Regions from separate parts of the Homo sapiens genome. Here region 2 is linked to region 1. Evidence: read pairs that join two places in POLR2A ChIA-PET (ENCODE). Cell type or tissue: PC-9. All regions are shown on one strand.

Region 1 (5,000 bases):
TCCCCCTTCACACACACACACACGTGTGCACACGCAGGCAATAGGCCACCTGTGTAGGGACAGAGGTCACCGTCATGCGGGCAGAGCCCTGGGCCCAGACAGAGAGAGACTCCTCAGTGCGTTTGAGTAGGTTACCCAGATAGACGCGGCCACAGTGCTGAGCCCCTGCAGTCTTGCGTCCTCACACCAGCCTCAAGCTTGTCCCTGGGAGCTGGACCTCCACCCCCAGGCTTCCCAGCATGCTGTTCCTTAGGACTGGGAAACTCCTGGCACAGGTTTCCAGGGCCCACTCCTTCCCTTCATTCCAATATTGCTCAGATGTCACCTCTTCAGAGAGGCCTTCTCTGCACATCCTATCAAAAATAGCACACGTGCAACCTGTTGCCTTCTTTTTATTTTTGTATTTATTTATTTTTTGAGACAGAGTCTTGCTCTGCTGCCCAAGCTGGAGTGCAGTGGTGCAATCGCAGCTCACTGCAGGCTCAAACTCCTGGGCTCCAGTGATCCTCCTGCCTAAGCCTCCTGAGTAGCTGGGACTACAGGCATGAGGCATCACATCCAGCTAATTCCTTTATTTTTTGTTAAGGCGGGATCTTGCTATGTTGCCCAGGTTGGTTTCCAACTCCTGGGTTTAAGGGACCTCGCAGCTGAGACTACAGGTGCTAGCCACCACGCCTGGCCTCCTGTCACCTTCTAACCCCTTGTGTCATTTTATTTGTCTTCCAAGCCCCCCTCTCTATGTGAGGTTATATTATTTTTACTTGTTTTCACTAGTTTATCTGTTACCTTCTCAGCCCCCTGTGCTAGCCCTGCACATTCACACCAACCTGTGGACAGGGATGGCTGGACTCACTGGGTCTCCCGAGCTGCTCAAACGATGCACGGCACACAGTAACCTGCCAACAAATATTTATCAAATGAACAAAGGGTTTTTCCTTCCATGTCAAGATGACCTCTCTGACTTACCATGGGAAGTGAAGCTGCTCTTTCCAGTAAAGGGTGAGGTGTAGAGTGTTCCCCTTCACTCTCGTCACAAGGCCACCAACCCGAGGCCTGCACAGAGGTGGCTCTAGGAGAAATGACCATCACAATAGCCTCCCTGTGCCAGGCCCTCTGCTAGGTTCTCTGCGTGTATTTATTTATTTATTCATCACTTATTTATTCCCTCTGATGACCTTAGTGGTGGCTATTTGTACCCCCATTTAGCAGATGAGAAAGCCAGGGCTTGGAGGAGGAACTTAAGTTTCCCAAGACCATTGAGCTCATCCATGATAGAGCCAGAACTTAAACTCACATCTGTTTGATTCCAGAGCTCAGCTACAAAGAAAGTTTTTCCTAGGACAAAACTACAGCCATTGAACCATCCCTACTAAAACCTCCCCTCAGCCACCCAGAAAGCACCTGGCCCTGACCCTGCTTCCTGGAGGTCACCAGACTGCCCAGGGAGGGGCGCATTTCCCACCTGCACACTCACAGCACTGACGGTGCTGAAGGAGTTAATGAGACTCAGCCTCGCACCCAAGTTTCCAAAGACTCATCAAAGCCTTTGGGGGGATGAGGGAGAGGTGGGTTTGGTGGGAGCAGGGGGAGGGTGCAGAGGGCAGGCTGTGGGATGGAACGCTCTCCTTTCTAAGCATTGTCTGCCGTTATCACAGGGCAGGGAAGAGCTTGCTCAGAGGCTCCCCCTTCCCTGAACGGATAGACATCTCTTGGAGTTATCTCAGCCAGAGGAGAAAGCTGTCACCCCAGGGCAGCCAGACTCCCGAGGCCTAAGACAATGGGGCGGAGTTTCCGGCCAGGGTCAGCTGCAAGATGGGAGGCAGGGCCCCAAGACGGCCAGCAGCAGGCAGAAACTCAGGGCACTGTCAGAGAGACCCACGGGGGCAGGGAGACCCAGGCTCCAGGACGCCCCAGCTGTTGACTCACTGCATGTCTCAGGAACAAGTCACTTCTGTGTGTCTTTGTCTCCTCCTCAAAAGGACAAACTCATCCCACACCTGCCCCTCCAGGGCTCAGAGGAGATCGGCCAGGGAAAGGGAAATGGAAGGCCAGCTACTAACAGAGAGAGGCTTTAAGTAACAACACAGTTTTCGCTGAGTGCAATAGCTCGCACCTGTAATCCCAGCACTTTGGGAGGCCAAGGTGGGCAGATCACTTGAGACCAGGAGTTCAAGAACAGCCTGGCCAACATGGTGAAAACCCGTCTCTATTAAACATACAAAAATTAGCTGGCACGGTGGCAGGTGCCGGTAGTCCCAGCTATTCAGGATGCTGAGTCAGGAGAATCGCTTGAACCTGGGAGGCGGAGGTTACAGTGAGCTGAGATCACACCATTGCCCTCCAGCCTGTGTGAAAGAGTGAGACTCCATCTCAAAAAAAAAAAAAGAGAGAGAGAAATAACGCAGTTTTCCAGAATCCTGAAGTTTCCTGTGCACAGGCGCTCCATGGGCACTTTCCACAGGTATCATCTCACCTTAACCCCCACAACACTCTGAGAAGTAGGTACTTTCTTTTTTTTTTTTTGAGATGGAGTCTCGTTCTGTCACCCAGGCTGGAGTGCAATGGCATGATCTCAGCTCAATGCAACCTCCACCTCCTGGGTTCAAGTGGTTCTTGTGCCTCAACCTCCTGAGTAGCTGGCATTACAGCTGCCCGCCACCACGCTCAGCTAATTTTTGTATTTTTAGTAGAGATGGGGTTTCACCATGTTGGCCAGGCTGGTCTTGAACTCCTGACCTCAAGTGATCCACCCGCCTCGGCCTCCCAAAGTGCTTGGATTACGGGCGTGAGCCACCACGCCTTGCCAGAAGTAGGCACTTTCATTGTTCCTGCTTTACAGATGAGGAAACTAAAGCTCCAAAGGGTTAAGTCACTTGCCCTAGGAACTTCTGTGCTGCATTTTTAGATCCCACCATCCTCTAGCCTTTCCAGTTACTATCAACTCAATTATGGGTCCAGAGCTCCCCAGGAAACTTTCCACGAGGAATGAGGATGGTTCTATTGTCTGCCACAACACCTCTGACCCATTTAAGCCACAGACAGTATGGGCCCGTTGACCAACATATGGAGCTGTGGAGCTGTGTGGTTCTTTTCCGCTCTAATGATACATTTCCTGCTTCATGTCATCGCTGGCTTTTGGAGACCCTTTGATGGGCGGGGCCCCCTCATGGCACACAGCTCACTAGGTGGGTAAGGACCCTGGGAATCAGGAGATTGAATTTCAGGCTCAGTTCTGCTGCTAACGGCAGTGTGACCTCTGCCTGTCGCATGGTGGGAAACCTGCCCTCCACACTTTAGAGTGGCCTTCCCAGGGCCCACGTGAGCCCTCCCCGCAGTTGGTCCTATGCAATGTGCTAGTGCTGAGTTGCTGAAAGGGCAGTAAAAAGGAGAATGCTCTCCAGGAGGTAAGGAAGGACGCATGTGAGGTCAACACTGTTCAGCACAGAACATTGAGGCAGAACAAGTTCCCCACGGGAGGCCCCGAGGCCCCACTCTGCAGCAGGAGCTCATACAGGACCTGGACACCTGAGATGGGACCCAAAGCTGAATCCAGGGGTAACAGATTCTGCCAGGGGCCAATCTAGCCAAGCACGAGTTACCTGTCCAGTCTCTATTAAACATACAAAAGTTAAATTCTTTGATCATGCAGTTCGATGTCTTTGATCATGCAAATAATTTATAGACCCCAGAGCCTTGTAGTAAGCTTATTGCCCAAAGAGGCTCAGTGAACACACAGAAACTCTAGGACTGTTAAAGGCAGAAGAAACAAAATGACCTTCTTAAAAGAAAGTATCATCTTTGGCCAGGTGCAGTGGCTTATGCCTATAATCCCAGCACTTTGGGAGGCCGAGGCAGGCGGATCACGAGGTCAGGAGTTCAAGACCCACCTGGCCAACATGGTGAAACCCCGTCTCTACTAAAGACACAAAAAATTAGCCAGGTGTGGTGGTACACGCCTGTAATCCCAGCTAATTGGGAGGCTGAAGCAGGAGAATCGCTTGAACTCAGGAGGCGGAGATTGCAGTGAGCCGAGATCATGCCATCGCATGATCCAGCATGACAGGGTGAGATCCTGTCTCAAAAAAAAAAGCATAATCTTTTAGAGCACCATCTCCAAGCACGTACATGGGGCAGATTTGAGGGTGGTTGTTGATGCTGAGAGTTTAAGTTTAAACAGGGCATTTGAACAGGGCGCCCAGACCAAAGATCCAACTGATTTTTCTAGGTGTGACCCCGGTACTCCAGCAGAACCTTTGAGGTTCCTGTCAACTCTATTTTTGTCCCTCTGTCTGGGAAAACTGACTAAATTTCCTTTTATTTGGAACCAAGCCCAACTCTGAAGTTGGGTGGATGTAGTCACACTTCCGCACCCAAGTTTCCGCAGGTTTGAAAACAAGGCTGGGTGTTGCAGAGAACAGCTGTGCTAACAAGCACGGGTCTTATCTGTCGGAGCCTCATCCTGCCGGGGTGTCCCGTAGAGCCAGGGCAGTGACTGAAGAGTGGCCAGCCACACCCCCACGGGCCCGGGGGTGGGCAGGGATCCTGAGCCAGAGTCACAAAGGGGCTGGCTTATCAGATAAGGAGCCCCTGGGAAAACCCTTAGCAAGGATCTGAAGAGTCCGTTCACCGGGATGGGGGACTTGCCTCCCAAAACTGCTTCCAGAACCTTCTCCAGAAAGACTGGCCTGCTTAACCCCACCCTACCTGAGCTGCCTCCTTTCTCTGCATTCCAGTACCCAAGTCGCATTGAGTCAACCCATCTCTGCGCACAGGGTCTAGCTCTCTTTCTAATCAACTATAAGCCCTCGGAGTCATCACGTGTCCTCTTCCATGCTGGACCCTTTATCAAGGCCTGCCTTGGAGGGAGCTTTTTCCATCTGCCTGGATGCCTCGGTGGTTCTCAACTGTGGCTGCACAGCAGAGCCATCTCAGGAAAGTTAGAAAATACCCCTGCCCTGGGCTTACCCCAGAGTTTCCAGTTTAACTGGTGTGGGATGCAA
Region 2 (5,000 bases), 130 kb after region 1:
TGTGGTATTATCCACAGCTGCATGCTTCTTCATCGGAAGGGGTAAACTTCATCATTCCAAACTTGCAGAAGGGAAACTGTCAGGTAGAACTGGTCCATAATCTTAGTTGCTAGACAACAATCTTGTCTACTTGCCTAGCATCTTACCATTTACAAACCATTTTATAGGAAACCTATAGGTTTACAAACCTATCTTATAGGAATTGTCCCCACTAGGGAAATTAGATGCAGGAGTTAAGTATTCTCTTTGAGATTGATCACACAACCATTTAAATGGCAGCATGGGCCTTGATTCTCTTTTTGCTCTTTAGTCCTACACTCTTTTCTCAGTATCACGTTAATGCCAGAGTTCCAACAACAGCAAAATACATTTCTAGAATGCAACTACTGTTACAACATGATTTTCCTTCCATGAAAGTTGTTGTGAAAAGCAGTTAAACCCTGAAGAGAGGTCTAGAGTTGGGCCCGGGTAATTTTGAGGTTAGCTTCGAGAGGGTGCCAAGGATACAGAAAGGAGTCCAAGTACAAGGAACTCACACAGGACCCTGGCCATGGTCGAGGTGCACTGTTCTAAGAGTGACCCACAGCTTATTGTGGGCCACAAGTTAGACCTAAGATCCCATTCTCTTTCTGAGTAGGTCATTCACCCTGATCCCTGCCTGCCAACCAAGACACACGCTCAGTTGTCAATTTAAATGTGTTATGCTCATTTGTCACTCAGAACCTTCCCTATAAGCTCCCTCCCAAATCACAGATTTCTTCTGTACCACAAGGGAAAAAAGTAAATAAAGAATAGAACTGGCTACATAATTAACACTAGTGATAAACACTGAGATATCTATTGCTTTCAAAGACCTTGGTGGGGAATGGTGGCTTATGCCTTTAATCCCAGCACTTTAGGAGGTCAAAGTGGGAGGATAGCTTGAGCTCAGGAATTCGAGGCCAGCCTGGGCAACACAGCCAGATCCCATCTTTACATTTTTTTTTTTTAAATTAGCCAGTTTTGCTGGCACATGCCTGTAGTCCTAGCTACTCAGGATGCTAAGGCAGGATCACTTGAGCCCAGGAGTTGGCGGCTGCAGTAAGCTATGATCACACCACTACACTCCAGCCTGCATGACACAGTGAGACCCTGTCCTAAAAAGAAAATCAATAGGATCCTAGCCAACAAGATCTGCTGCCAGTATTTACTTCACAGAAGAAATGAGGCAGAGAAGTTGTGCAATATTATGCAGAAGTCATTGGTCATCAGGAAATGAAAGCCAGGATTCCCAATTCCTCCTGGACTCTCCATTCTATGTCCCAAGTTTAGAGGGCAGCTGTACAATGCTGCTATGTACATCGCCAAGGGTCCTAACCACCTCTCGGGGTTTGCCAACCATTAAAACTTACGAACGTAGTGCTAGGCAGGCTACTTCTACGTAGTTTCTCCTTATTACAGTTTCTCCTATATTAAGAATCTCTCTGGCAAGGATATGATTGACGGCTGCTGCTTTTGCTGGGTGAAAGCCCACAGGAAAAAAGTCCCCGTAAGACAATAGTGAAGCTGTAGAGTAAGGATGGTGGCATCATCCTCTGCTGCCCCAACTGCCCTATGCCCCAGAAAGCCCAAGTCTCCAGTCCCCTCTTCCTTTTCTCTAAGAATGTAAAAGGCAAAGGAAGATGTAGCATACGTGGTGCTAAAGAAGGAATGTCATCAACCAGGATTTTGACTTACGCCAGAACTGTACAAGCCTCAGATGGTCTTTCCAGTCATATTAATACCTTCAGAATCTGAACAGTTAGTGATAAACCAATGTTGCCTTCATTTACAGGGAAAATAACCCCCCCCACGCCCCCCCCCTCCCCGTTTCTAGGGACTCTGCAGTCGTCATTTATATGAGAAGTTACAGGAGCATGGGCACACAGCCATTTCCCTATTAGATGCTCGGTCATCTTCCTTTGGCGGCAGAAGCTCCTAACGCAGCAACTTCCAAGCTCTGTAGTACAGTCTCCACATGTGCTTGACCTGGGAGCAGCTGGCTCTCATCTGTGTTTAGGGCCAAGCCTTCTTTACTTACTGCTGTCTTCCCACCAGAAGGTAGTGACAAATATATCAAGGGTAGTGTCCTGCATTTTGATCCTTTTGAGTTAATTCTCTGGAGGACTGACCAAGGAAAGGCCGATTCCTTACCTTATCACTGCACCTCATGCTTTCCTGTTTTGAGAACACAAAGAAACGTTACTTAAGGGCCACACTCAAAGGACACCCTAGAAATGAAAGCTCTGCAGTAAGGTTTGGATTATTCAATTTGTAAACTGAGAAAGCATGATCCCTGTTTGGAATAAAATCAGCTGACAATTCACTCCAGAATGCATGATCACAAAGCCACGATGTAAAGCAGACCAGGAGGTGGAAAGGGCAGAGAGGGGATCTCATTACTAAGAGTCCCACCACTCGGCCCCAGTGACCCAGGACTTTTATCTGGCATATTTCTCAGCTTAGTTTTTTCAAGATTTGGCCCATAAAGTGTCTTTCCCCTTTAATGGGGACAGGGATCCAGAATTTTCCCAAACTGCAACACTTCTAGGTTCTCTCCCTTTACTATCTTTTCTACAGTGAATTTTCCATTTCAGTTCAGTCTTTCCTTCTAGTTCCAGCCTGTACAAGCATATCCCCTTTAAAGAGGAACATAAGTCCAAGTGGACAAAGCAAATAAAATAAGGGTGGTCATTAACAGTAGATAGAAGAACATTTCATGAAATAATTTACCAGTGGTCTTTAAATAAGTGGAAGCCTCCCCGCAGAAACTTTGTGAGCATGGCCGGTACTTGTTCATCTGAGCACCGTCTCAAAGGAAAACACCCAAAGGCCCTTCGAAAGCGTATCACTTTCCTTTTGGAAGCCTAAATAAAACTCACCTTTCTGGGGGAAAAAACACAACTGTAAAGTACAAAAACATTTTAAAAGTTCACTTCAAAAGTAGTTTGAGCAAATACAAGAGATATCTTGTAGCATCCATATATAACATTTTATTAAGAAAATGAACAAAATACATTCTTTCTCCATATGTACATTACATACAACATAATTCTACAATTGCCATTTTTAGCAGATCACTCATTTATTTATTCACAAAGTAGAATTAACACATTTACCAAAGCTGGGATCTGAAAATTATTTGTACTATAAGAAAAAAAAAATCCTAAAAAGTCCATACAGATTGGATAAAAGATAAGCCAGAGATCATGAGGGGAATGGGGAAGATTGCAGAACACGACAGAGCCCAACAATGATTTGAAACAATTGATGTCAGAAGAGATCTGATACCCATAAAGCACTTCTGTTTAAAAGCTCCAACCAGCTCATGCCAGCTTTCCAGAGTCCCATGATTTCCATTTAAGACCATGTGGATACTTTAGGATACGGCCCTGACCCCACATTGCCACAGAAGAGGGGGTAAGAGTAGAACCAAACAAGTTAGCGGTTTTCTCCACACATTGAGTCTCATCTGAAATACTACTGAGGTGCAAAATGTGTGAATCTCAGCTAATGTGCACAGAAATACAATTTTTTTTGAGAGACATTTGCTTAAACGTGGTAAAGAACTCTTGTTTTATGGACTCCTTGCTTCATGTTCATTTTGTCTGTTTTTCTTTTGGCTTTTGACAATAGCTCATCCTTTTTGAGTGTGAGTTTAATTATGGCCATATTAAAAAGTCCATCATAAACAAAGACTCCTCCTCATGGTATGAATATGCTCCATATGCCCATAATGGTGCATAACGGACTTAGAAATTCCAATGAGTCTTAGGGTTGAAATTTCCAATGACCTGAGCAAGGCAGCTCCCTATAGCTTCTGGATAACATTTTACACCCAGAGTTCAGGCTTAAACAGACCTATCAACACAATTATTTTCGGATTGTCTGTCTAGAAAACGGCAATGCTCAAAGGAATATAAATAAGGGTGGGGGGACATATGCTTCCAGCCTGGTCCTTTCTCCATGTGGTAAAAAACAATGGAATGGCTGTGTTAATTTTTTTTTTAATCTTTTCTGGCCTTTACTATGTTTGGTAATGGAAATAAGTCAGGGAAAACAAAATGAACAGGTCTCATCACTTAATTAATACTGGTTTTTCTTCTTTATACTTAGTAATTTCCTAGTTTTTTAAATGATAAACCTATTTTGACAATCACTAACATCAATACATTTTATCGTAAGTCCCATATAAGATATTTAACATTCTCCAACTTTCGGCTCAGCTGGTTACAGCACCACATTTCCAGTCCAGGAGATGTTTTCACAAACAGAAGGAGCGATTCACAGCATTAATAAGCAGACTTGGAAAGACAGATTTTATTGGCTATGGAGGAAGTTGTATCTTTCTTCTCAATCTAATTTTCAGTCCAATTTTGGTTTTGAGAATCTATCTCTATCAGAGGGGATCTTAATTTCTGACTACTGAGTACTTCCAATTTATAAAAGAGCTGACTTTTAAAAAATTCTAACATCTTTCCCAAACTGTTTAGAAATATGCCATATTTGAAAGACGGAATACTGTTTGTTCCCAAGACCAACACAAGAAAAGGAGGTCCTCATCTTCGCTTTCCTGTACTCTTCCTCTGAGGCTAATAACTCAACTGTACATAGCTTTTGGAGTGGGAGCAAGATAAGAATCTCTTTAAAAAGAGCATTTTAAAAATGTATGTGTATGTGTATGTATGTATATTTATAAAGTATGTACGCATAAAGGAATCTGTTCACAGGAAAATGTTACATTATTTTCAACTCTAAATTATGCAGAAGACTATACAAAGTAGTTAATTAATACTATACTATCTACTTTCTTTTCAAAAGACATTTCACACAAATCCAAAAAGTAAGCCGGCTTAAAGAATAAGACAATCATAACACCTCTTGCCCAGGCTAATTGTAATGCTTAGGAAAGGAAGTCCACTTTTATTTTTCTGAACGGATGATTTGTAAGTAAGGAAGAAAATTGTTTACAATTGATCAGT

The links. Peaks named below come from ENCODE experiments on the same cell type or tissue, not always from the same donor. Only the 100,000 strongest peaks of a DNase experiment are listed, where the experiment ranks them.
Region 2: POLR2A ChIA-PET joins it to region 1 with 20 read pairs; 4 of 35 experiments call an interaction of 5 or more read pairs at or near these places.

What each region holds. Positions count from the first base shown.
Region 1 is chr7:131,622,812-131,627,811 of GRCh38, reverse strand. No RefSeq gene overlaps it. Among named protein-coding and RNA genes, the nearest start is that of PODXL, 69 kb to the right of the region's middle. RefSeq lists enhancers at 2,547-3,212, 3,213-3,880. In PC-9, no CTCF peak of the experiment used is centred here; a DNase peak (open chromatin) is centred at 1,881; H3K4me3 peaks cover 543 bases; H3K27ac peaks cover 2,931 bases.
Region 2 is chr7:131,494,624-131,499,623 of GRCh38, reverse strand. It overlaps MKLN1 (muskelin 1), which reads right to left. Exons shown (of 18, transcript NM_013255.5): 18 at 2,992-5,000. Among named protein-coding and RNA genes, the nearest start is that of PODXL, 60 kb to the left of the region's middle. In PC-9, no CTCF peak of the experiment used is centred here; no DNase peak of the experiment used is centred here.